2 separate regions of the Homo sapiens genome follow, and region 1 is linked to region 2. Evidence: read pairs that join two places in POLR2A ChIA-PET (ENCODE). Cell type or tissue: GM12878. All regions are shown on one strand. Links, peaks and the distances in the headings refer to the core of each region. The heading gives the core; the rest is flanking DNA. Region 1 holds the start of SUB1 (SUB1 regulator of transcription). Region 2 overlaps LOC124900954 (a long non-coding RNA gene).

Region 1 (12,296 bases), core at 1,335-6,334, 53 kb before region 2:
TGGCATTACACACTATGGGTAGGGTAAACTGCAAGAAGGCAGCAGACAACAATTACTATTAAAACCAGAAGAAATGTAATTCTACTATTACTGCTTTAGACTTCTCATCAACGAGATTGGAACTAACGTAAAATTATTCACTATGGGGAACTGACCCCAACATTTACACAACAGGGAACTAGCTGTACTATGCAAATGTGACATCTAATTAATTTTTACATAATATTTTATTCATATTTTGACTTTTTGGCCGTATCACCAAAATAACGACAGGTACTAATTCAAGAGTACACAAAATTATACGCAATTCAGGCCGGGAACGATGGTTCACGCCTGTAATCCCAAAACTTTAGGAGGCCAAAGCAGGCGGATCACCTGAGGTCAGGAGTTCGAGACCAGCCTGGCCAACATGGTGAAACCCTATCTCCACTAAAAATACAAAAATTAACAGGGCACGGTGGCACACCTGTAGTCCCAGCAATTCGGGAGACTGAGGCAGGAGAATCGCTTCAACACCGGAGGCAGAGGTTGCAGTGACACAAGGTCACATCATTGCACTCCGGCCTGGGCAACAAAGCAAGACTCCATCTCAAAAAAAAAAAAAAATCTTACACAATTCACAGCAATTCATTACATTTTACACAGATTTTTCTACTCTGGAACATAATTAAAATTTGAAGAACCTATTTATGGGAGGTGCAAAACCTATTTATGGGAGGTGCAAAACCTTCCCGCAAATTCCTACCATGCTGGTAACTTCCCAGGTCCCCCCAGAGACATAGATAACTTAGTGCCTTGCTTACAAGTGGGTGTTTACTGAGTGCCTGAGTGCAAGTTTGCAGAAAGCAAACTATCAGTAAGCCTAAGCCCCAAATTTCAAGGAATTCCAAGATACGTGGATACCTCTATTCAAGGCACTTATAACACCAGGTCATAAAACGCTGATTATCAAAATATCTTTTGCTCTCCCCATCTCAGAAGAGATTAGGTCCTATTAACCCATTTATGCCAGAGGTTGCAATTTTTTGAATTTATGCAAGCAGACCTTGGCGATGATCTTGAGCAGTAGCACATAAATAACTCCCACATGCTTAGCGTTCCAATAATGGAACACTAGGCATAAATTAGCTAATTTCTGTATGCGTTAAAGGGCCTAATAAACACATCACACACTGTATTTGTTTAATACAAGAAAAAAAGACTTAAAATTCCTCCTTAAAAAAAAATCATAAATAATCTAGCTCTCTAGATGAAACTTGCATTAGCACTGACATTGCATATGTTCCAAAATAGGAGGTCAAGGAAAAAGAAGTGGGCCACCCCAATCCTAGCCATTAAATTCAAAAAGCTCAATCTGATTTTAACTGGTAATGTCTTCAAGGGTAAATTCAGAAGGGAAAAGCAATGTTCATGACCACGTTTTATCCGTTTTTCCTGTTTCTGCTCCATTTTGCAACCTCATCTCTAAAATCAATTTAGTTAAGTTTTTTATGCTAATTAATACGACAAAAAGATATTTTTTAAAAAGGTAATTAAATTGAACATAATTTTTCACTTTGAAACTGTCGATCATAACTACCGTCTGTTATCAAAAACTGCCTGGGGGCCTAAGAATTTTTCAAAGAACCACCTGGTACTCAACCCAAAGAAGTCCACTGGAGAAGAAAGGTAACGGTAACTAAAACCAGCCTCTAAACTTTTAACAAATATATATTTACCTTAATGAGCCTGTTCCAATGTGGGGGTGGGGGGAGAAGCAGCTTGTAATTCAAGTAACTGATACTGAAACCACTATTGTAGAATTTATACAAAACGCAACTTTAAAAAGAGAAACGAAATCTTCAGCCTTTGCTGATTGAGGGAAAGATCAGAAAAAAACGAGGTGAAAATGAACCAGGACTGAAGGGCACACGACTTCGGTATAACAGGAAGGTGACAAGCACAAGACCAGGGAAGGGGTCGCGCGGCCCCAGCAAGCCGCTAGAACCCCGTGGCTAGCAGCCGCTCGGGCGAGGGGAGACAGGTTGGTCGGAGGGGGCGTGGGAGGCGGCGAAGTGCGGAGAAGACGGCGTGGGAAGGGGCGGGATTTGCACCAAGCGCCATTTTCTTCTCTCGAAGCGTTCCCTCCCCCTGCACATCAGCCGTTCTTCCCCCGGCCCCCTCCCGCCCGCATCCGCTCTCCCAGTCTCCAGAGCGCCCCGCTCAGGGCGAGGGGCGGGGGAAGAGTAGGTAACCGCACGCGCCCCACCTAGGCAGGCCGCCGCCGCATTGTCCCGGGGACGCCGCGACTCTCTCCCCGCGACTCCTCACTCCCCGGCCGCCCTCAATCTACCGCCCCGGGCCGCAGCGCCCGCCGCCTCGACTCGGCTCCCCGGGGACAGGAGTCTACCGCGGAAGGGCCCACAGCGCGTCAGGCGTGGAGTCAGAAACGGAGAAGGGGGCCGGGGACGCCGAGGGGAAGGGGGAGGTAAGGCAGAGCCGCCATTTCCCGCGGCCATTGCCGGCGAGAGGAGTGGAGGGCCGAAGGCAGCTCACGGCCCGGCTGGGAGGGTGGGGGCCCCGAGGAGTAGGGGTAGGGGGTCCCGCGCACTCACGCTTCGCTCGGCTCTAGCAGTCGAACACCCTCTTGGTCGTTCGCTCGCGACTGACAGAGAACCGGAAGTGACGGCAGCCAGGAGACGCCGGCCCCGCCGCGCTGGGGCTGCGGTCACGTGATGGGGCGTGGCCTCCCCACAGAAACCAACACTTAGACCCTTTCCAGGGCCTTAAAGGGACCGCGTCTCTTCCTAAATGGGTGACGCGAAAGTCAGATGTTGGAAGATTACATCTGACCCTTGAGAGAATGAAAGAGCTAATATCCTTCCTGTAGGAGATAGCTTAAAAAAAAATTAAAAAAAAGGAAAACGCCAATAAAACATGAGTGACAAGCGCCAAGCTTTGCGTTTGTTCAATAAATGTTTACTCTAATGAAGCGAAGGGGTCATAATGAAAAAGATCAATACTCTGGCCCATTTTCCCAGAAATGGTCTTCCTACCCCACTTCACCCACCTCAATACATGCCTCTGCCTCCTAAAATCCAAAGGAAGGAAGCTAAAGTCACAGCGTTTAATTCCAGAAAGTGCAAGAAATCTTTGGAGTACTCCTTATTCCTGTATTGAAGTCCTGGAGATGTAAGGGAGTTCACAGAAGGCAAGAGGAATCCATATACAAGCAGGAATATAGCTAAAAGATTATTTGAATATGTATTTGAATGAATACTTCCTACAGCTAAGAATCAATATAAAGGCATATCTATTAACAAAGATTTATCAAGCACCCACTACGTGTCAGACGCTGCAGGAGGCAATTTACATTACTCATCCTAACAAGCATGTTCCAAAGCAGAAATGACTGTTCTCTCCATTTTATAGACGAGGAAACCAAAGTTAACGCCCTATGGAGAGGATATTTCCTGTTACAGCTGAAGCGTGAATTGTCCTTATGTTCTCTCCCTCCAGACCCTATTTTCCTGCCTCAGGTAGAGGAATGGTATGGGATTTTACAAAGTAGAGGATGGAATCCTGTCGAAGCTCAGAATTGCACATCGGAGATGCCACAGAGGCTAAGGAAGGGCAGTGGGTTGCAGAAAGGGAGGAGTGTTTGGATCTACATATGGAGCAGTTAGACCTGTGGTTCCCACCCATCCCACCCTTATAGGAGAAGAGAGTTATATATTCCCTGCAAACATTAAAGCTGGGAGCGGAATGTGTAATGGGGTTGAGACGCAAAGAACACAGCGGATGGAATCAAAGTCTGAACACTAAACGTGAAAGCATCCCCCACACGTCCCTTTCTAGAATTACCTGACTTTTAAAGGATTAAATGCTGACAAAAATACAAACTAATCCCTTAGTTTGTTGTGAAACTCTCCATCATAATGAAATAAAAGAAGCCATGAAAATAAACACTGACATCAGGCGCGGTGGCTCACCCCTGTAATCCGAGCACTTTGGGAGGCCGAGGCGGGTGGATCGCCTGAGGTCAGGAGTTCGAGACCAGCCTGACAAATATGGTGAAACCCCGTCTCTACTAAAAACACAAAAATTAGGCGGGCGTGGTGGCGTGTGCCCAGCTACTCAGGAGGGTAAGACAGGAGAATCATATGAACCTGGGAAGTGGAGGTTGCAGTGAGCTGAAATTGTACTACTGCACTCCAGCCTGGATGACAGAGTGAAACTCCGTCTCAAAAAAAAAAAGAAAAGAAACACTGACATTATGCATTGTCATGGGACACTGCGCAGCTCCACACCTAGCTAAAGAAATGCTTAATATTCAAGGTAAACCACGTACACTTAAACTAATATGGTATCCCCTCCATCTGCAACCCTTCCTGCTTTAACAAGTTTTCATTCAGTTTCTGTGTCACTGAGGGAACCTGGGCAGTGTGCCTGCTGTAGGTTTGGGTTTCGGTTCTCTAAGCGTCGGAGGTGGAGAGCTGTTAAGGAGGTATGCATTTTTAGAAGTAGGGAGACCTGAAACTTTGCATGCAAATTTGTTGGCTCAATTTTCCTGGGTGTGGTACTTTGTAAAACTAATCGAAAATCCTTGATCCTAAGCGTTGCCCATTTTTAAAAGGTAAACATAACTCAAGAAAATAAACAAAAATAATTTTTTACATAGATGAAAGAGGAAGGAAACTTTTTTATTTTAAACAAAATAGGGGCCAGGCGTGGTGGCTTATGCCTGTAATCCCAGCATTTTGGGAGGCTGAGGCGGGTGGATCACCTGAGGTTAGGGGTTTGAGACCAGCCTGCAAACCTGATGAAACCCCGTCTCTACTAAAAATACAAAAAATTAGCCGGGCGTGGTAGCGGGCACCTGTAATGTCAGCTACTCGGGAGACTGAGGCAAGGAGAATCGCTTGAACCCAGGAGGCAGAGGTTGCAGTGAGCTGAGGCTGCACTGAGCCTAGATCACACCCATTGCACTCCAGCCTAGGCAACAAGAGCGAAACTCCGTCTCAAAAAAAAAAAAAAAAAGACAGCAGTTGCTTTCAAATAATAGAATGGGAAGGAGGTGTAATTCACATGCATTTGTACATTGTGGGGTGGGGAATAGCTCCTTTTATAGGCAAATTCCTAGAGGGCATCTTTAAAAGTGAAAGAACTCCCACTTTCCACTCCAAGCCTTGGTCTGGAAGAAGAGGGTGGCACAAAAAGGAATGTGCTGAATTTGGAGAATCTGTAGGTGTCCCAGAAAGGGAGGTAGACTGGGAAGTAGGGCTGAGAAGGGAAATAGCTCACAAACTATGAAAGGGACAGAGCTTGAGGAGGAGACTGCCAGGAAGAAGTTCCTGGAGGCCTGGAGTATGGCACGGGACTGTTAATGCGGTTCCCTCCAAGGCCTTATGCTGTCGACACCCTCCGTTACTCACTTCTTTCAAAGCTTCCGAAAAAGGCTTATTCAAGTATCAGGATATTATTTTGAAATCTTACCCAATGTGGCTTTTGTTACTAGCACTTCCTGCTTTCTGACCTTCACTCTTTCCCCATCCCCCGTTTTCTCAGCTACAGCATTTGACTAGAAGAAGGATGTTAGACCAGAACACACAGACCAGATTCTTGGCTTTTGACTTTTTTAAACTATTAGGATTCCAGGCATAAATTACAGATTTAAGGTAATGTGCTATTAAAGTTTTTTTCTGGCTGGGTGCTGTGGATCCTGCCTGTAATCCCAGCAATTTGGGAGGCCGAGGTGGGTGGATCACTGGAGCCCAGGAGTTGCAGACCAGCCTGGACAACATAGTGAGACCCTGTCTCTACAAAAAATACAAAAAAATGGGCCAGGCACAGCGGCTCACGCCTGTAATCCCAGCACTTTGGGAGGTCCAGGTGGGTGGATCACGAGGTCAGGAGATCGAGACCATCCTGGCCAACATGGTGAAACCCCGTCTCTACTAAAAATACAAAAATTAGCTGGGCGTGATGGTGCGTGCCTGTAGTCCCAGCTACTCAGGAGGCTGAGGCAGGAGAATCGCTTGAACCCAGGAGGCAGAGGTTGCAGTGAGTCAAGATCATGCCACCGCACTCCAGCCTGGTGACAGAGACAGACTCCATCTCAAAAAAAAAAAAAGAAAAAGAAAAAGAAAAAGAAAAAAATCAGCTGGGTGTAGTGGTAAGTTCCTGTAGTCTCAGCTACTCAGGAGGCTGAGGCAGGAGGATTGCTTGAGCCTGAGAGGTCGAGGCTGCAGTGAGCCATGAGTGCGCCACTGCATTCATTCCAGCCTGGGTGACAGCCTGGGTGTTTTTGAGACCCTGTCTCAAAAACAAACAAACAAAAATAGTTCCTTTTAGCCCACCCCACTCGCCTGTAGAGATTATTGCAACTGTGAAAGGGAGGAGTCAGAAGAGAAAGGAGATGAGGCCCCTCTTCAGTGTCTAAGGAGTAGAGAAGTAGTTCTGCTGTCTGTCCCCACACCAGCCCTGGGGAAGGAAGGAAGCATCAAATTCCCAGAGGGCTTAGGGATCTGAGAGAGCAAAGCAAACTGGTGCCTTGCTTTCCAGGCAGCCGAGCTCTCCGAGCTCCTCTGCAACCCAAGCGCCCCTCCCTCCACCACAGAGTTGGGGTAGAGATATCTGTGTGGTGTGTCAGGATGGCCGACCTCAGGCTTCCTCACCGAGTTCAGAGATGCCCCAGGGTACTGCAGCATTCAGGGGAATGTCTTTCTCTTTGGCCAAGAGTGGCACAGATGTGTCAGTGACAGCCAGCAGACCTGGGGAGGACTTGCAGTGAGGAAGAGGAAATCTCACCACCCTCAACTTGCATAGAGTGCTGTAACAAAGGACATCTCAACAAATACCAGTGTGAAGAAGTGAGAAGGATCAAGAATCAGACAAGATGAACTGTTAAGCAAAGGCCAATGATACGGTCTCCATCTGTGTCCCTGCCCAAATCTCATGTTGAGTTGTAATCCCCAATGTTGGAGGAGGGGGCTGGTGGGAAGTGATTGGATCCTGGGGGCAGATCTCCCTCTTGCTGTTCTCGTAATAGTGAGTGAATTCTCACGAGATCTGGTTGTTTAGAAGTGTGTAGCACCGGCCGGGCACAGTGGCTCATGCCTGTAATCCCAACACTTTGGGAGGCTAAGGAGGGTGGATCACGAGGTCAGGAGATCGAGACCATTCTTGCCAACATGGTGAAACCCTGTCTCTACTAAAACTACAAAAATTAGCTGGGAATGGTGGCACATGCCTGTAATCCCAGCTACTTGGGAGGCTGAGGCAGGAGAATCACTTGAACCAGGGAGTCGGAGGTTGCAGTGAGCCGAGATCATGCCACTGCACTCCAGCCTGGCGACAGAGCGAGACTCCATCTAAAAAACAAAACAAACGAAAAAAAAAAACAGTGTGTAGCTCCTCCCCCTTGTCTCTCTTCCTCCTGCTCCAGCAACGTAGGATGTGCCTGCTTCCCCTTCTCCTTCAACCATGATTGTAAGTTTCCTGAGGCCTCTCCAGCCATGCTTCCTGCACAGCCTGTGGAACCATGAACTAATTAAACCTCTTTTCTTTATAAGTTGCCCAGTCTCAGGTAAATCTTTATAGCAATGCGAGAACAGACTAATGCGGCTGTCATGGACAGATGGGGAAAATGGGCCAGACTCTACCACTACCCTTAGTGCTCTGACACCATGTAATCCTACCCCACCTCTGTCCAGAATTTAGGAGAGAAAGGGGGAAAGGGAGAAATTATGAGTTTGACCTGAAATTGGCCACAATTAAGCTTTTACCACTAGGTGAAATGGTGATCATTAAACACAATCATAAGAAAATGAAGAAAGTCACATTTCCTGAGAGCCTGAGTTTGTAGCACAAGAGACATACCAGTAATATACAAAGAAGAGGAAACAAGAAAGAAAGGGAGAGGAACAGGCTTATGTGCCAGGGATGTGGTGGGCACCTAGGGAGGTCAGCCGCCTCTGGTTTAACCTCCAGGCTAAAGCAGGAAAGCAGATCACAGCGTGAATGACTAGGAGAACATAACTCCTTCCAGGTTATTTTGGGAAAACTTAAGAATTCTGGAGGTCCCACGGCACATGGAATGGTAGCACCAACCATTCAATTTGGATATTAAAAGATATGGTGGCTCTGGATGTCTAGAGGTTTTAGGAACACCTAGGATGGGGCCATGTGGATCATACATGCAAAAGAGAAAACAAATAAAACAAAAACCTGGGCATCCTCCAGTTTAGTGAGTCTGAAGAACTGGGAAGGGAGACAGTACAAGGTAAGAGGGTTGTTATGGATTGAATGCTTGTGTTTTCCCCCAGATTCATATGTTGAACCCTTAATCCCAGTGGGATGGTATTATAGGTGGGGACTTTGGGGCATACTTAGTCATAAGGGTGGAACCCTCATAAATAGATTCATGCTGTTATGAGAAGAGACAAGAGAGAGCTTAATTATTCTGTCTCTGTTCTCTGCCATGTAAAGATACAACAAGAAGGCAGTCATCTGCAAACCAGAAAGTGGGCCCTCACCAGATATGCAGGCACCTTGATCTTGGACTTCTCAGCCTCCACAATTGAATAAAATAAGTGTTGTTTAAGCCACCCAGTCTATGTTATTTCTATTACAGCAGACTAAGACGGGGCAATATACACTCTCCCCAAGAGGAGACACAGGGAGCACCTACTCTTTGTAGGGTGTGAGTTATATCCATCAGATGCAGTGATGTGAGAAAAAGTTAAGGCATAAAAAGCCTTGTGGGTGGGGCTCGGTGGCTCACACCTGTAATCCCAGCACTTTGGGAGGCTGAGGCAGGTGGATCACTTGAGGCCAGGAGTTCAAGACCAGCCTGGCCAACACGGCAAAACCCCATCTCTACTAAAAAATACAAAAATTAGCTGGGTGTGGTGGCACATGCCTGTAATCCCAGCTATCTGGGAGGCTGAGGCAGGAGAATCCCCTGAACCTCAGAGGGTGAAGTTGCTGTGAGCTGAGAGAGGGTGAAGTTGCTGTGAGCTGAGATCACACCACTGCACTCCAGCCTGGCTGACAGAGCAAGACTCTGTCTTAAAAAAAAAAAAATCCTTGCTTCACAGGCTTTGAAGAAGCTGGGAAAAATAATTTTCCTTCTTCCTTTCCTGCCCTGCTAAACCCTGGAGTGTTAGGCCTAGAGACAGAGAGGAAGAAACCAGCAACAGTGTTCACCTGGTGTTATGTAGGCTTGGCTTCAATGAGACATAATCCCAGATCAGAAAGCCAACAATGGCAGTCAAAAACAAACAGAGTGAAATTCCTCTGTCAGCAGTTATAGTGGTAATGCTGGTCATCTGGAGACCAAAGTGGGCAATTTAATATGGATGAGAGGAGAAAAGGAAGGACTGAACTTGCTCCCCATAGCAGCGCTATGACCCATGCGCTAAAATTTTCTTCCACCAAACAAGTTGCTACAGACCCTTGTATTTTATCTACCGTCAAAAATGAACTTTCATAGTACAACATTAAAAAAGCTAAGAATATGTAATTCCAAAAGTTTAATACTCCTTCTCACTCAAGTAATTATAAATAAATATGAATTACATGAATTACGTGTAAAGTCATATGCAATGAGTAACAGCAATATATTTAAGGAAGTTATTTAAATACAAACTGCTAAGCATTTCTCCCCTAGGGTGACTTTTCTGAACTTGGTACTGGAGCTATTCTTAGATCCAACTTTCATTAGAAATGCAGTGTCACCTTTTATAGAAGAACGCATTTTGTAATAGCAAATATATGTACACCGTCTTTAGTAGGTGAATAGCACAACTCCTCCTGCTAGCTATACCTGACTTATTTAATGTGCTATAAAATAGTGTAATTACTTTCTAGTAAATATGCTGTAACTTACATTCAAATGAGTGTTTTCTCCTTCAAAAGTCGTCTTCTTGGAGGCTGCAAAAACATTGTAATGACTCTGACATTGGTCAAAGTTAACTTTTAGAATTCCTCTTTGAGAATGGCTGTCAGAGCTTGAGGCATAGTCTTTTACAGGCTCCCAGCAACAAGAAATCTTTAGCTTTTGCAGTTAATTTCTATTTGTAAAGAGCAAAAAGGTTTCTAAGTTCCATGATCAGTAATATGAGTAATTAAGAAATTTATAAAAATGATATCCTTTTATGGATTACTAATTGGCCCTGGTAACAAATACAAAAAAGAAAAAATGTTGAGTGCAAATGTGGGATCACTGTTTGAACAAATATGTAATGTCCCAAGAAGACTACTATGGAGGATAGTTCATTTATGTGTTCTGGTTTCACATGTTATGTGTTACCTGTTACAAAGACAGTCTATTTAAGTGTTAAATTTTCTGGAGTGCTCAATACTTAACATGCATACTATGTTGCTATGCTTGTGATAGTCAATAAAAAGAATTTGAAAAATCCAATCCAAGTATCTACCTCTTAGCTGGGGCCCAGCACTAGGCTGGCTGGTTGACCATCACACCCCTTGCAGGAAGCATAGCATGAGATGTATTAGCCAATGGGTTACGTATAGTGACTGAATAGACAATCAGATACCATCATGGTCTCGACTGAAACAAGAACTTGATCTGCCAACAGCCCTGCTTAGCCAGAGATCACAGGAGAGAGTGATACCTGCACTGAGAAACCCAAATTATTTAATTTGGCAATACCTTCAGAGTACTACAGTTTAGCATAGTTATGCAGACTCTTCACCTCTGAACTGTCAGAGAAACTAGCAGCCCGGGGTCAAGATTACAATGCTACTCAATCACATCCTGAGTTTTTCATACCACTGGTACTTCACAGTGGTCTTTTCACATCATTGTGTCTTCAGTTAATGTATTTCTTGTTTGAAAGATCAGCTTGTTGCTTTTGGTTTCAAAATTTTAACTATGATTAACAAACCAAGACAGGTGTATTGATTCTGGTATCTCAGTTTGTTAAAAGGTCTGCTTTTTAGTAACCCCTTATATGGACATTCTTGTTCCTCGGTGACTTCTGCTAGATTATCAAGCCCTAGACTTCAATAGTTAAATAGTGTATTCTATCATGGCAGAACCTAGGACATAGTTGACTTTATATCCCTGAATAGGACAATACTGAAAATGGAAACTCTTGCAGAAGTATATCTGACTAAGTCCATCCGGGACATAGCATCCAACAAGAAAAACTGGGATCTACACACAGAAGAAAGTAGCAAGGTAAAGAAATCGGTAAATAATTTCTCTCCAACGAGTTTTTAATTTATTCGCTAAAAGAACTTCAACTGTTATAATTGTTAAGCAAATTCCTCAACAATTCTGCTTTCTTATGCCCTGCTGGTTTAGTTTTCTGCTCTTTCTTGTTTTAGCCCTTGCTCTAAATTTTCCTTTAAAGAAACTTCTAGAGACATCTACCACATTAGATTCTGCTGAAATATGTTATCAGGTTAGTAATTTATTTTCTCTAAAGACCTGGAGCTTTTTTTTCAAATGAGATATTTCCTCTATGAATTCGAACTGTTACTCTGGAGGATAGTTTTCTTTTTTCTGTCTTCTATTTTTTGTTTTGTTTGCTTTGGTTTGGTTGGTTGGTTGGTGGTTTTTTGTTTTGTTTTGTTTTTCTTTTTTAGTCTGAGTCTTTCTCTGTCGCCCATGCTGGAGTGCATGCAGCAGTGTGATCTTGGCTCACTGCAACCTCTGCCTCCCCAGTTCAAGTGATTCTCCTGCCTCAGCCTCCCAAGTACCTGGGATTACAGGCACCTGCCACCACGCCTGGCTAATTTTTTTTTTTTTTTTGTATTTTTAGTAGAGATGGGGTTTCACCATGTTGGCCAGGCTGGTCTCGAACTCCTGACCTCAGGTGATCTGCCCGCCTTGGCCTCCCAAAGTGCTGGGATTACAGGCGTGAGCCACTGCGCCCAGCCATTTTTGTTTGTTTGTTTTCTTATTTACCAGGGATGCTGTTAAATAGGATAGTTTTCTAATAAAACTTGCCCATTTTAAACAATCTATATGAATTCACATTTCTTTAGGTCATTTATGTAATTTTTATTAATTCTTCAGTATTCTGACTAGGAGCTCACCTATAAAGCCAAATTAGAAGCCTTAATTCAATAGTGTAAATATCTTTGTGTCAATTCCACACAGAAAGCAGAGATTTTGTCCTCATAACATGTTATCAAGGAGTTAATGCTAAATCCAAGCAGAACCCGAGATGTGCAGAAAGGATGCTGCTATCCATGGTGATTTAAGGAGAAAGCAGGTAGAACTAGTAAATGTGTCTCAAAAGTGATTCTCCAAGAGGGACTGGGAGAGTCTTGCCTTGTGA
Region 2 (12,296 bases), core at 4,431-9,430:
AGAAATAGAGAGAAGCCACAGAGGGAAGAAGGTGTGAAATGGGGCCAGGTGCGGTGGCTCACACCTGTAATCCCAGCACTTTGGCAGGCAGAGGCAGGAGGATCGCTTGAGGTCAGGAGTTCGAGACAAGCCTGGCCAACATGGTGAAACCTCATCTCTACTAAAAATAAAAAAATTAGCTGGGTGCGGCCACGCGTGCCTATAGTTGCAGCTACTCAAGAGGCTGAGGCAGGAGAATCGCTTTAACCCAGGAGGCAGAGGTTGCAGTGAGCCAAGATCACACCACTACACTCCAGCCTGGGTGACAGAGTGAGATTCTGTCTCAAAAAAAGAAAAAAAAGAAAGTGTGAAATGGGAAAATGAGGGATGAAGAGCAAGTCTGCATCCTGGTAGTTCATTTCCTGCTTCCCTACTTCCTGAAGCTTTGTGGCCCTTGGGTTTCATAAAGCATCACTGTGAGTCATCCCACTATCTCATGTCTCCATCATAGCTACACTATTTCTTCACTTGTATTGTCTGCCTCTCTCACAATCAGCCAGGCTCTCCTTGACACCAGGGACCTCTTTAAATTCAGATTAGTAACGACAGCCCATGGTGGGATAGTTAGGTACAGGGAAAGTGATTCAAATGTCAGTTGAATAAATAAAAGCACAACTTGATTATCACACACTATCCTGAAAGAACATGTGTGTCATAACAAAAATCATTGGATATTATGTTTGGTGCTTTAAACACGCACACACACACACACACACACACACAAATATGAAACATTTTTTCTGCCATCCATGGGTTGACAGCTAAATAGAACATTCTTTTGTAAATAAACATGACTATTTATACAAAACATATGGCAGCAGAATTAAAATATTGTATGTTTATGAATGACTTATAAAACCCCATATAATGTTGTAGGGAATGGATTTAATAATTATGGGGGTTTTCTGCCCAGACACAACAGTGGAGAGCACATTTTCTCTGTGGAATCCAGGAGGCTTCATGACAAGAAAGAGATACTATCAAAAGAGCTTTCAAAACACTGCAAAGAGACCACCTGGAGATCAGGAAACACAAGGGAGAGCCAGGTGCATACTGGGTAGGAGCATGGGGCTGGTACCTTGGAGGGTGCAAGAGAAGTGAGAAAGTCAGGGTTTTTAAGTTTGCCAGGGCCACTCTAACAAAGTACTGCAAACCGGGTGGCCTAAACCAGTGGTCCCCAACATTTTTGGCACCAGGGGGACAAGTTTCATGGGAGACAATTTTTCCATGGACCCGGATCGGGGGCAGCAGGGAAGGGGGGGGGCAGTTTCAGGATGATTCAAGCACATTACATTTATTGTGCACTTTATTTCTATTATTATAACATTGTAATATTTAATGAAATAATTATACAACTCACCATAATGTAGAATCCGTGGGAGCCCTGAGCTTGTTTTCCTGCAACTAGACAGTCCCATCTGGGGATGATGGGAGACAGTGACAGATCATCAGGCATTAGAGTCTCATAAGGAGCCCACAACCTAGATCCCTCACATGCGCAGCTCACAATAGGGTTTGTGCTTTTATGAGAATCTAATGCCAGCTCTGATCTGACAGGAGGCGGAGCTCAGGCAGTAGTGTTCGCTTGCCCACTGCTCACCTCCTGCAGTGCAGCCCAGTTCCTAACTGGCCTATGGTACTGTTCTATGGCTCTGGGGTTGAGGGCCCCTGGCCTAAACAAAAGGAACTGTTTTTTTTGTTTGTTTTTTTTTTTTGAGATGGAGTTTCACTCTTATTGCCCAAGCTGGAGTGCAATGACATGGTCTCGGCTCACTGCAACCTCTGCTGCCTAGGTTCAAGAGATTCTCCTGCCTCAGCCTCCCGAGTAGCTGGGATTACAGGCACCCACGACCACGCCTGGCTAATTTTTTGTATTTTTAGTAGAGGGAGGTTTCACTATGTTGGTCAGGCTGCACCCAGCCCAGAACTTCTTGTTTCATAGTTCTGGAGGTTAGAAGTCCAAAATCAAAATATCAGGAGTGTTGGTTCCATCTAAGGGCTATGAGGGAAGGATCTGTCGAGGTCTCTCTCCTTGGCTTATAGATGGCCATCTTCGTGTTCAGATGACAGTCTCCCTGTGTACCTGTCTGTCTCCAAATTCCCCTTTTTATAAGGACACCAGGCATATGGGACAAAGGCCCACCCTAGTGATCTGATGACCTCTGCAAAGATCACATTCTGAGGTACTGGGGATTAGGACTTCAACATATTCATTTTGAGGGAATACAATTCAAACTGTCACATGGATGCCCTGGAAGCACTATAGATGAGGATGTGTTCCTGGCTTAGTTCGAATTCTAGATCTCCAGTCAAAAGGTTTTTTTAAATCACCCCATTACCACACCACCACCCTAGCCCCCAGATCTTCTCATCACACACGCTTTTTATCTTTTTTCTTTTTTTTTTTTGAGACAGAGTTTCACTCTTGTTGCCCAGGCTGAAGTGCAATGGCACAATCTCAGCTCACTGCAACCTCTGCCTCCCGGGTTCAAGTGACTCTCCTGCCTCAGCTCCCAAGTAGCTGGGATTACACATGCACACCACCACGCCCAGCTAATATTGTATTTTCAGTAGAGACGGGGATTCTTCATGTTGCTCAGGCTGGTCTCGAACTCCTGATCTCAGGTGAGCCGCCCACCTCAGCCTTCCAAAGTGCTGGGATTACAGGCGTGAGCCACCATGCCTGGCCTCACACATGCTTTCTGTGGCTGCTAGAAAACAAGGGCTCTTTGGAGTCACTCGTGCCTGTGGAATCTCCTGCGGGACTTTCAAAAGTGAGTTGTTAGGCTTGGCACAGTGGCTCATGCCTGTAATCCCAGCACTTTGGGAGGCCAAGGTGGGCAGATTGCTTGAGCTCAGGAGTTCGAGACCAGCCTGGACAACATGGTGAGACTCCCGTCTCTACAAAATAAATAAATAAATAAAAGTGAGTTGTTGCCTCCCTAGCAGTCATTCAGCCTCTTGGTGGGAGCACTGACACTGTGATGCCGACGTTGAAACTGCCGGACACCCAAACTCTCAGTTCAGCGTGCAGGCAGAGCACAGGCAGCTGACTCACTCTTGACTGACGGGACCGGACGTGGCTTCCGCTGGGAACTTTTGGCAAAGCACATCTCCGTTAATACCTAAAAGATGCGGGATGGGAACACCCCTCCCTTCCTGGCCTGGACATGGCCTGGTGAGGATGTAATGCTTGGGAGCTCCAAAGTGATTTTTTTTTTTTTTTTTCAGAGACGGAGTCTCGCTCTGTCGCCCAGGCTGGAGTGCAGTGGCGTGATCTCGGCTCACTGCAAGCTCCACCTCCCAGGTTCAAGCAATTCTCCTGCCTCAGCCTCCCGAGTAGCTGGGATTACAGGCAGCCACCACAGTGCCCAGCTAATTTTTGCATTTTTAGTAGATGCAGGGTTTCACCATGTTGGCCAAGCTGGTCTCAAACCTCTGACATCAGGTGATCTGCCCACCTTGGTCCAAAGTGATTTTAAAACCATGAAGGGAGATGGCACCAAAACATTAGAACGGCAGAGCAGGAAAATGAAAACCTTTTCTCAACTTTGGTAGGCTGATATCCATATGCTAAGCCCTGGAACCCATCAATTTTACCTTATAGATTTGATAAAGTTAAGGATCTTGGGGTGAGATTATCCTGAATTATCTGGGTGGACCCTAAATGTAATCACAAGTGTCCTCATGAGAGGGAAGCAAAGGGAGATTTGACAACAGAAATAGGGGAGGAGATGATGGAAGCCAGAGGTTGGAGTGATTTGAGGAAGGAGTCACGAGCCAAGGAATGCAGACAGCCTCCAGAAACTAAAAAATGCAAGAAAACAGAACTTCCCTAGAGCTCCCAGAAAAAAAAACAGCCCTGCCAACTGACTTTAGTCCAGTGAAACTGATTTTAGACTCCAGCCTCCAGAACTATAAAAGAATAAAGTTGTGTTGTTTTAAGCCAAGTTTCTGGTAATTTATCATAGTAGCAGTAGGAAATTAATACAACAACCTAAAACTGAACCAACCCAGGGAACACGTTTCCTCTTGATTTCTTGTAAAATGGCATCATTTTTTAAACTCCGAATTTTATAAGCTACTTTTAGCAAGGCTTGTTGTTTGTTACTTGTAGTCCCATGCATCCTAAATCATACTTTTAACATGACTGGCGGCAGTTTTAGTGGAGCTATTATTAGTTAGGATATTGGTTCAGCTGCTAACATAGGAAGAATTTTTTTTTTTTTTTTGAGACGGAGTCTCATTCTTGTCACCCAGGCTAGAGTGCAAAGGTGCGATCTCGGCTCACTACAACGTCTGCCTCTCCGGTTCAAGCGATTCTCCTGCCTCAGCCTCCCAAGTAGCTGGAATTACAGGCACCCACCATCATGCCTGGCTAATTTTTGTAGAGACGGGGTTTCACCATGTTGGCCAGGCTGGTCTTGAACTCCTGACCTCAGGTGATCTTCCTGCCTCGGCCTCCCAAAGTGCTGGGATTACAGGTGTGAACCACCACGCCCAGCCCCCCAACCTTTTTTTTTAAAGGAGGACTGGTAGTGCAGGTCTGCTTTGAGAATTTTACTCAGAAGTAGTCTTCTTTATTTAGCATATTGGATACCTCTCACTTTCTTTTTTTTAGTAGTGATAAAATAAGTAGCAATATTTTTATATGAGTATATCTTATTGCTCTGCCATTCCTGGGGGGTTGTCCTCATCCTCATGGTCCAAGATGACTTGCCACCAATACAACTGCAAGCCAACCAAGAAAAGAGGGGGAGGCCCAAAGACAGGGCACACCCCAGAAAGCTGCACCACTTCCATTCATAGTGCAACGGTCAGAACTTGGTCATCTGGCTACACCTACTTGTCAGGGAAGCTGGAAGTCTTTAGTCAAACGTGCACAATTAGAAACACAAAAATAAAAATAAAAGAGCATGTACATACTGGAGACCATAGGTGGTCTCTGTTTCAGTTCTGTTTCAGGAACGATGATATGAGCATTTAAGTTAAAATCAAGGAGGCTTTAGCATCTCAGGACAAATGACCCTAATACTCAACCCTACTGATGAAACTTAACTCATTCCAGATCTCCTCTGGTCTACGGCCATGGTTTAAGAATTTGTGGGGGCCGAGTGTGGTGGTTCAAGGCTGTAATCCCAGCACTTTGGGAGGCTGAGGCGAGTGGATTGCTTGAGCCCAGGAGTTCAAGACCAGCCTGGCCAACAGCCTGGGCAATATCCCTACTAAAAATACAAAAACTAGCTGGGTGTGGTGGCACACACCTGTAGTCCCAGCTACTCGAGAGGCTGAGATGGGAGCATCACTTGAACCCAGGATGTCGAGGCTGCAGTGAGTCATGATCGTGCCACTGTACTCCAGCCTGGGTGACAGAATGAGACCCTGTCTCAAAAAAAAAAAAAAAAAGAATTTGTGGGGAGGGTAGCAGCAGATTCTGCAATATATAAGAAACAAATGGTGGTGCCCTTCTCCATTACCTTCCCCTCGTGCCCAGGGCACCTCTTTGAAGTATTAGTTCTCCGGGAAGACACTGAAAGAATGCATTGCTCTAAGAGAAAGCAAAACCCTACTGCTCTGCAGATAGTCACAGTAATTCTTGGGGATTCCCAAGGCTGCCAAGTTTATTTCTCCTGTGAGTTACGCTGAAAACCCCCAACCCTTGGTAAATAATCTGAACCAGTCTCGTTGCTACATTGCTTGGTAGATTTTAGAGTCACTCACTGCAGGAAACAGAGGCTGGAACATTCCACTCCCTAGGTGAGAAGCCATTTTCAACTACACCCTGTAGTTCACGGTGCTATCTGGAGCCAGAGTGAATGCCGGTTGCCATGGCACTGCTTTAAATTGTGCCTGTGCTGACACATCTCATCACAATGTCACATGCTGCTCCCATACACTAGATAGATAGAGCCGCATCTATCTCTTCCTCATGTTTACCGATTGATGCCTGAGCTCTGCGTTAGGAATAGAGATACATCAGCCAGAAAGCAAATCATGTGGGTGCCACACCTCCCTGGCTTATTTATAAGGGGTTGAAAACACCTGAATTAGGCAACAAGCGATCTGAGTTCTACTCACAGTTCTCCACTCTGTGATTTTGGACAAATTCCTTAAAATCTCTGACCCTTGGATTCCTCACCTGTACAATGAATGAGATGGAGTAGAATATCTCTGCAGTATCTTCCTGATGTAATGTCTCTGACTCCTGCACGCCGTTTTGAAGCAGCGGAAGCTCTGCAGAGAATCAACATCAAAGTGTGAGTGAGGCAATTCCTGTAAGCAGTTGCATGGCCCTGCCCTGCTGACTGTTTCTGAAATTCCCCTCCACCATCTCTGAGCTGTTAGGGATTTGTTTTGAGTTAATTTTCTGGCAAGATGCCACTTGCCAAAAGGTCCCTTCTGGTGCACTAAGAGGACTGTTTTCAGCTTGGATTATTATTTGCCTTGGAAATGCTTTCTTCTCAAGCCAGTCGCTGGTTCAGTGCTCACAGTTTTGGTCCCAAAGATAGCTACACCTCTGAATAAAGTAAGTTCTGAAACTAGACACTTTGGGATGCAGAGGTGGGAGGGTCACTTGGGTTCAGCAGTTCAAGACCAGCCTTGGCAACATAGTGAGACTCGTCTCTACTAAAAATACAAAAATTAGCCAGGTGTGGTAGTGTGTGCCTGTAGTCCCAACTACATCACTTGAGCCCAGGAGGTCGAGGCTGCCGTGAGTCGGAATACAATGGCTGGACAACAGAGCGACACCTTGTCTCAAAAATAAATAAATAAACTAGAAAAAGACATGTGAGGCTGGCTTTTGGGCATGTTTTATAGAGTAGTATCTCATGGGACCAAGGGACAAAGCAGCTCTGATACTTGTATAACCAGCGTGCAGCTGGTCTCATTAGCTGGTCTCATTTCATACTTGCGTTGTCCTGCCCCCTAGCACTCATCTGTTGTTTGTAAAAACTGGGCTCTTGCTGGGCGTGGTGGCTCATGCCTGTAATCCCAGGACTTTGGGAGCCTGAGGCGGGCAGATCACGAGGTCAGGAGTTCGAGACCAGCCTGGCCAATATGGTGAAACCCCGTCTCTACTAAAAATACAAAAATTAGCCAGGCGCGGTGGTGTGTGCCTGTAGTCCCAGCTACTCAGGAGGCTGAGGCGGAAGAATCGCTTGAACCCAGGAGGCGGAGGTTGCAGTGAGGCGACATCGCTCCACTGCACTCCAGCCTGGGCAACAGAGCGAGACTCCATCTCAAAAAAAAAGAAAAAAAGAAAAAAACTGGGCTCTCACTTTCAAATTCTCCTTCACACCCCATCTCAATTATTTGTGGGAATCCTCACATGGGCTCTCATGTATAATCCACAGACAAAAATAGGGTCTGGGAAGTAAGGGGAACAAGGGTAATAGAGTGTCTTGGCTCAAACCAGGGATAAGCAAGTCACAGGAAAAAAATCTAGGGACTTGACAGCAATCATCATCTTTTTTATTTTTGAGATAGGGTCTCGCTCTGCCACCTAGGCTGCAGTCCAGTGGTGCGATCTCGGCTCACTGCAGCCTCAGCCTCCTGGACTCAAGCCATCCTCCCACCTCAGCCTCCCAAGTAGCTGGGACCACAGGCGCATGCCAACCATGCATGGTGAATTTTGGTTGTTGTTGTTTTTGTTGTTGTTTTGAGACAGAGTCTTGCTCTATTGCCCAGGCTGGAGTGCAGTGGCGCAATCTTGGCTCATTGCAACCTCTACCTCCTGGGTTCAAGTGATTCTTGTGCTTCAGCCTCCCTAGTAGCTGGGACTACAGGTGTGCACCACCAAGCCTGGCTGATTTTTGGTTTTTTAGTAGAGACGGAGGGGTGGGGGTGGGGGGTTCGCCATTTGGCCAGGCTGGTCTTGAACTCCTGACCTCAGCCTCCCAAAGTGCTGGGATTACAAGCATAAGCCATTGTGCCCGGCCCAGACTTTTTGTATTTTTTGCAGAGACAGGATCTCACTGTGTTGCCCAGGGTGGTCTTGAAGTCCTGGGCTCAAGCGATCCTCCCACCTCAGCTTCCCAAAGTGCTGGGATTACAGGCTTGAGCGACTGTGCCAGGCCACAATCACCATCTTGAAAACAAGGTTTGTCCACCTCAGTTTGCCTGATAGGGAGTGAGAGGAAAATCTAGACAGACTTCACAGAGAAAATGAAACATTGGCTGGCTCTCAAAGAATGAATGCTGGATCCAGTGATGATGGCTTTGGGGGAAGACCTGATGAAGCAGATGCCCCTGTGCCTTGCCCCCCAACAGACTGACCTCCCCTTTCCAAACTTCAGTTGGAGCACTTGTACATTCATTCTATATTTTTTAGTCTTCTATTTTTTTTAATGTCCTAATCTTAGAATTAAGGCAAAAAGATAATTGTATGTCCTTTCACTGTCATGCTGGAGCATTGTCCGAACAGGTCCACCCAAGTGTTATTCATCTGGAGAATGTACCTTTGTTTGACTTGTTAATTATTATCATTAGGGTCCAGATTCTATGAAGTTACGTGTTAACTTGTAGGTTTTTGTCTGTTAGAGACCCAAATGATTCCTATTCTACAGAAAAGACAATCCTAAAGATTATAGTTTATTAACCTGTAGGACATAAACTAGATTTCCCTTTAACCTAGCTAACTTATTTCAGCATGTCTTTTCTGCTATACAAACCTCTGTTCCTTGAATTCTCCTTCAACCAGATTTATTATCTTTCTGGTCTCTTCATTAAATGAGTTAGATTGATATTTGACACATGCTCACTATATATTTGATGGCAGCATGTTTTTTACTCTTAGAGGGAGACTTAGCCTAAAAAAAAAAAAGGAAAGAAAAAAAAGAAAATTATCCTTTGGCACTCATTTAACAAATATTTATTGAACAACTTTTTTTTTTTTTTTTTGAGATGGAGTCTAGTCCTGTCGCCCAGGCTGGAGTGCAGTGGTACGATCTCAGCTCACTGCAACCTCCACCTCCCAGGTCCCGGTTCAAGCAATTCTCCTGCCTCAGCGTCCTGAGTAGCTGGGATTACAGGTACCCACCACCACGCCCAGCTAATTTTTGTATTTTTAGTAGAGATGGGGTTTCACCATGTTGGCCAGGCTGGTCACGAACTCCTGACCTCAAATGATCCACCTGCCTCAGCCTCCCAAAGTGCTGGGATTACAGGCGTGAGCCACCGCGCCCGGCCTATTGAACAACTATTATAGGCATCTTCGTCTGTTTAGGCTGCTAGAACAAGAATACCATAGACTGGGTAGTTTATAAACAATAGAAATTTATTTCTAACAGTTCTGGTGGTTGGGAAGTTCAAGATTACAACACTGGCATGTTTGGTATCTGGTGAGAGCCTACTTACTGTTTCACAGAAGGCCTCACAAGGCAAAAGGGGCAAGGGAGTTCTCTGGAGCTTCTTTTATAAGGGCACTAATTCTATTTATGAATGTACTACCCTCAAGATCTAATCAATTCCCAAAGACCCACATCTCCTAATATCATCACACTAGGGGTTAGGAGTTCAACATATAAATGTTGAGGGAAGCCTGGGCAACAATGGCAAAACTTCATCTCTACAAAAAAAAAAAAATATATATATATATATACACATATATATATAAAACATAGATTTATATATATAATATATATTTATATCTATATACAGAATATATAGAATATATATTCTATATATATACACACACATATACACAAAAAAATAGCCTAGCATGGTGGCGCCCATCTGTAGTCCCAGCTACTTGATGTTGGCACCCATCTGTAGTCCCAGCTACTTGGAGGGCTGAGGCAGGGAGGATCACTTGAGCCCCAGAGGTCGAGACTGCAGTGAGCCATGTTCACACTACTGCAAATGGTCTCAGTTTGTCACCCTGTCTCAAAAAAAAAAAATGGGAAAACACGGAGACAGTAGATATTACAGAGAACAAGATAGACCTGGTCTCTGCCCTCATACAGCAAACATTCTGAAGGGAGAAAGATTGCAAATACATCAATAAATTGTAGACTATGCTTAGCGAAATGAAGAAAAATACAAAAAGTGCTGTGACAGAGATTATTGGGGTAGGTAGTCACAGCAGGCCTCTCTGAGAAGGTGACATGAAGCTGAGACTTGAAAGACAGAAGCCAGCTCTACAAAGAGGGAGCGGGGAAAGGTTCCAAGAAGAGGGAAACAGCAAGCACAAGGACCCTGCAGTGGAGCCAGCTTCAGATTGTCCTGGGAACTAGAAGGCCAGATGATGAGGGTGGGATCCATGAAAGGCAAGATGGCCTGAGATATAGTCAAAGAGGTAGTGTGGAAATTAGATTTTTAATGTCAGGACTTGTCATTACCAAGAACTAAGGAAGAAAGAAGGGGGCTGATCACCACCTAAAAGCCGGGTGACCTTCACGTCTTAATTATTTTATTATATTATATTATTTTATTTTTGAGACAGGGTCTCACTCTGTCACCCAGGCTGGAGTACAGTGGCTCAAACATGGCTCACTGCATCCTTGACCTCCTGGACTCAGGTGGTCCTCCCACCTCAGCCTCCTGGGTAGCTGGGACTACAGACACACACCACCCAGCCTGGCTAAATTTTTGTATTTTTTGTAGAGTGGGGATTTCACCATTTTACCTAAGCTGGTCTTGAACTCCTAGGCTCAAGCAATCTGCCCACCTTGGCCTCCCAAAGTGCTAGGATTATAGGCGTGAACCACCATGCCCAGCCACACCTTAGTTATTTTAATACGTCAGATTATCGGCTTTCTTTTAGCTTTCTTAATGTTAACATCTTACATACCATGGTACAGTACGTTTCTCAAAAATAAAAGATTGATCCTGGTACAATACTATTAACTATTCCACTAAACTCAGATTCTTCCAATTTCTCCAGTTTTTCCACTATATTCTTTTCTCTGTTCCAGGATACCACATTGCATCATTTGTCATATCTCTTTAGTCCCCTTTAATCTGTGACAGTTTCACAGTCTTTCCTTGTTTTTCTCGACCTTGGCACTCTTGAAGAGTGCCAGGTATTTTGTAGACTATTTCTCAATTTGGATTTTTCTGATGTTTTCTCATGATTAGACTGAGGTTATGAATTTTAAGGAAGAAACAACAGAGGTCATGTGACAAGCATTCTTTTACTTCTTTTTTTTTTTTTTTTCAATCCTGGCTGACCAAAAAAAAAAAAATCCTGGCTGAGAACTGTCTTGTGACACTCAGGGGAGGAGGGATTTTGTGATATACAGGTGAAGAAGGGGAAGGTTTTCATGAAACTGAGGTAGGGAAGAAGGATTTCTTTTTTTTTTTTTTTTTGACAGAGTCTCCCTCTATTGCCCAGGCTGGAGTGCAATGGCATGATCTCAGCTCACTGCAAGCTCTGCCTCCCGGGTTCACGCCATTCTCCTGCCTCAGCCTCCTAGTAGCTGGGACTACAGGCGCCCACCACCACGCCCGGCTAATTTTTTATATTTTTAGTAGAGACGGGGTTTCACCGTGTTAGACAGGATGGTCTCGATCTCCTGACCTCGTGATCCGCCCGCCTTGGCCTCCCAAAATGCAGGGATTACAGGCGTGAGCCACCGCGCCCGGCGTGGAGAAGGATTTCATGTTATTTCACAAATAGGGAGAAACACGATTAGAAGTGAGTAAGTTCAAAAGTCTGGCTTCAGGTGGGGCATGGTGACTCACGCTTGTAATCCCAGCACTTTGGGAGGCCAAGGTGGGTGGATCACCTGAGGTCAGGAGTTCGAGACCAGCCAGGGCAACATGGCAAAACCCCGTCTTTACTAAAAATACAAAAAAATCAGATGGGAGTGGTGGCGCGCACCTGTAATCCCAACTACTCAGGAGGCTGAGGCACGAGAATCACTTGAACCCGGGAGGTAGAGGTTGCAGTGAGCTGAGATCATGCCATTGCACTCCAGCCTGGGTGACAGAGCCAGACTCCATCTCAAAAAAAAAAAATCTGGCTTTGGTCAAATGGGCTGATAGCATGCATATCAAATAGGACACAGTGTCCAGCAAAATTGTAAAAAGCTGGGGTTTCGCTAAGATTTTAACTCTTTCTCTCACGGGGAGTTTAAGTAGTGTGAAGCTCTATTGTGAGGTTGTTTCCCTTCATCAGTAGGTAAAGATAGTGTTGCGCACAATTAGATTTGAAATGATTCCAAGACTAGGGGAAGTTGGCAAAGGGTTTTAGACCAGAGACTGGTATTCCAAGCTGAAGAAACAGCATAGTGAAAGCCATGCAGGCGTGAGGG

Evidence for each region. ChIA-PET counts read pairs that join two places held together with the same protein. Peaks named below come from ENCODE experiments on the same cell type or tissue, not always from the same donor. Only the 100,000 strongest peaks of a DNase experiment are listed, where the experiment ranks them.
Region 1: POLR2A ChIA-PET joins it to region 2 with 36 read pairs; 19 of 35 experiments call an interaction of 5 or more read pairs at or near these places.

Annotation. Positions count from the first base shown.
Region 1 is chr5:32,575,924-32,588,219 of GRCh38, reverse strand. It overlaps SUB1 (SUB1 regulator of transcription), which reads right to left and starts at 2,663. Exons shown (of 5, transcript NM_006713.4): 1 at 2,595-2,663. RefSeq lists silencers at 2,080-2,349, 2,390-2,489, 11,524-11,694 and an enhancer at 6,193-6,252. In GM12878, for the core only: no CTCF peak of the experiment used is centred there; DNase peaks (open chromatin) are centred at 1,851, 2,104, 2,699, 4,409 and 1 weaker place; H3K4me3 peaks cover 3,785 bases; H3K27ac peaks cover 4,778 bases.
Region 2 is chr5:32,525,799-32,538,094 of GRCh38, reverse strand. It overlaps LOC124900954 (a long non-coding RNA gene), which reads right to left. Exons shown (of 5, transcript XR_007058719.1): 3 at 8,712-8,849; 4 at 6,179-6,273. Among named protein-coding and RNA genes, the nearest start is that of SUB1, 54 kb to the left of the region's middle. RefSeq lists enhancers at 1-186, 6,089-6,188, 6,329-6,438. In GM12878, for the core only: no CTCF peak of the experiment used is centred there; DNase peaks (open chromatin) are centred at 5,804 and 6,364; H3K4me3 peaks cover 2,228 bases; H3K27ac peaks cover 2,221 bases.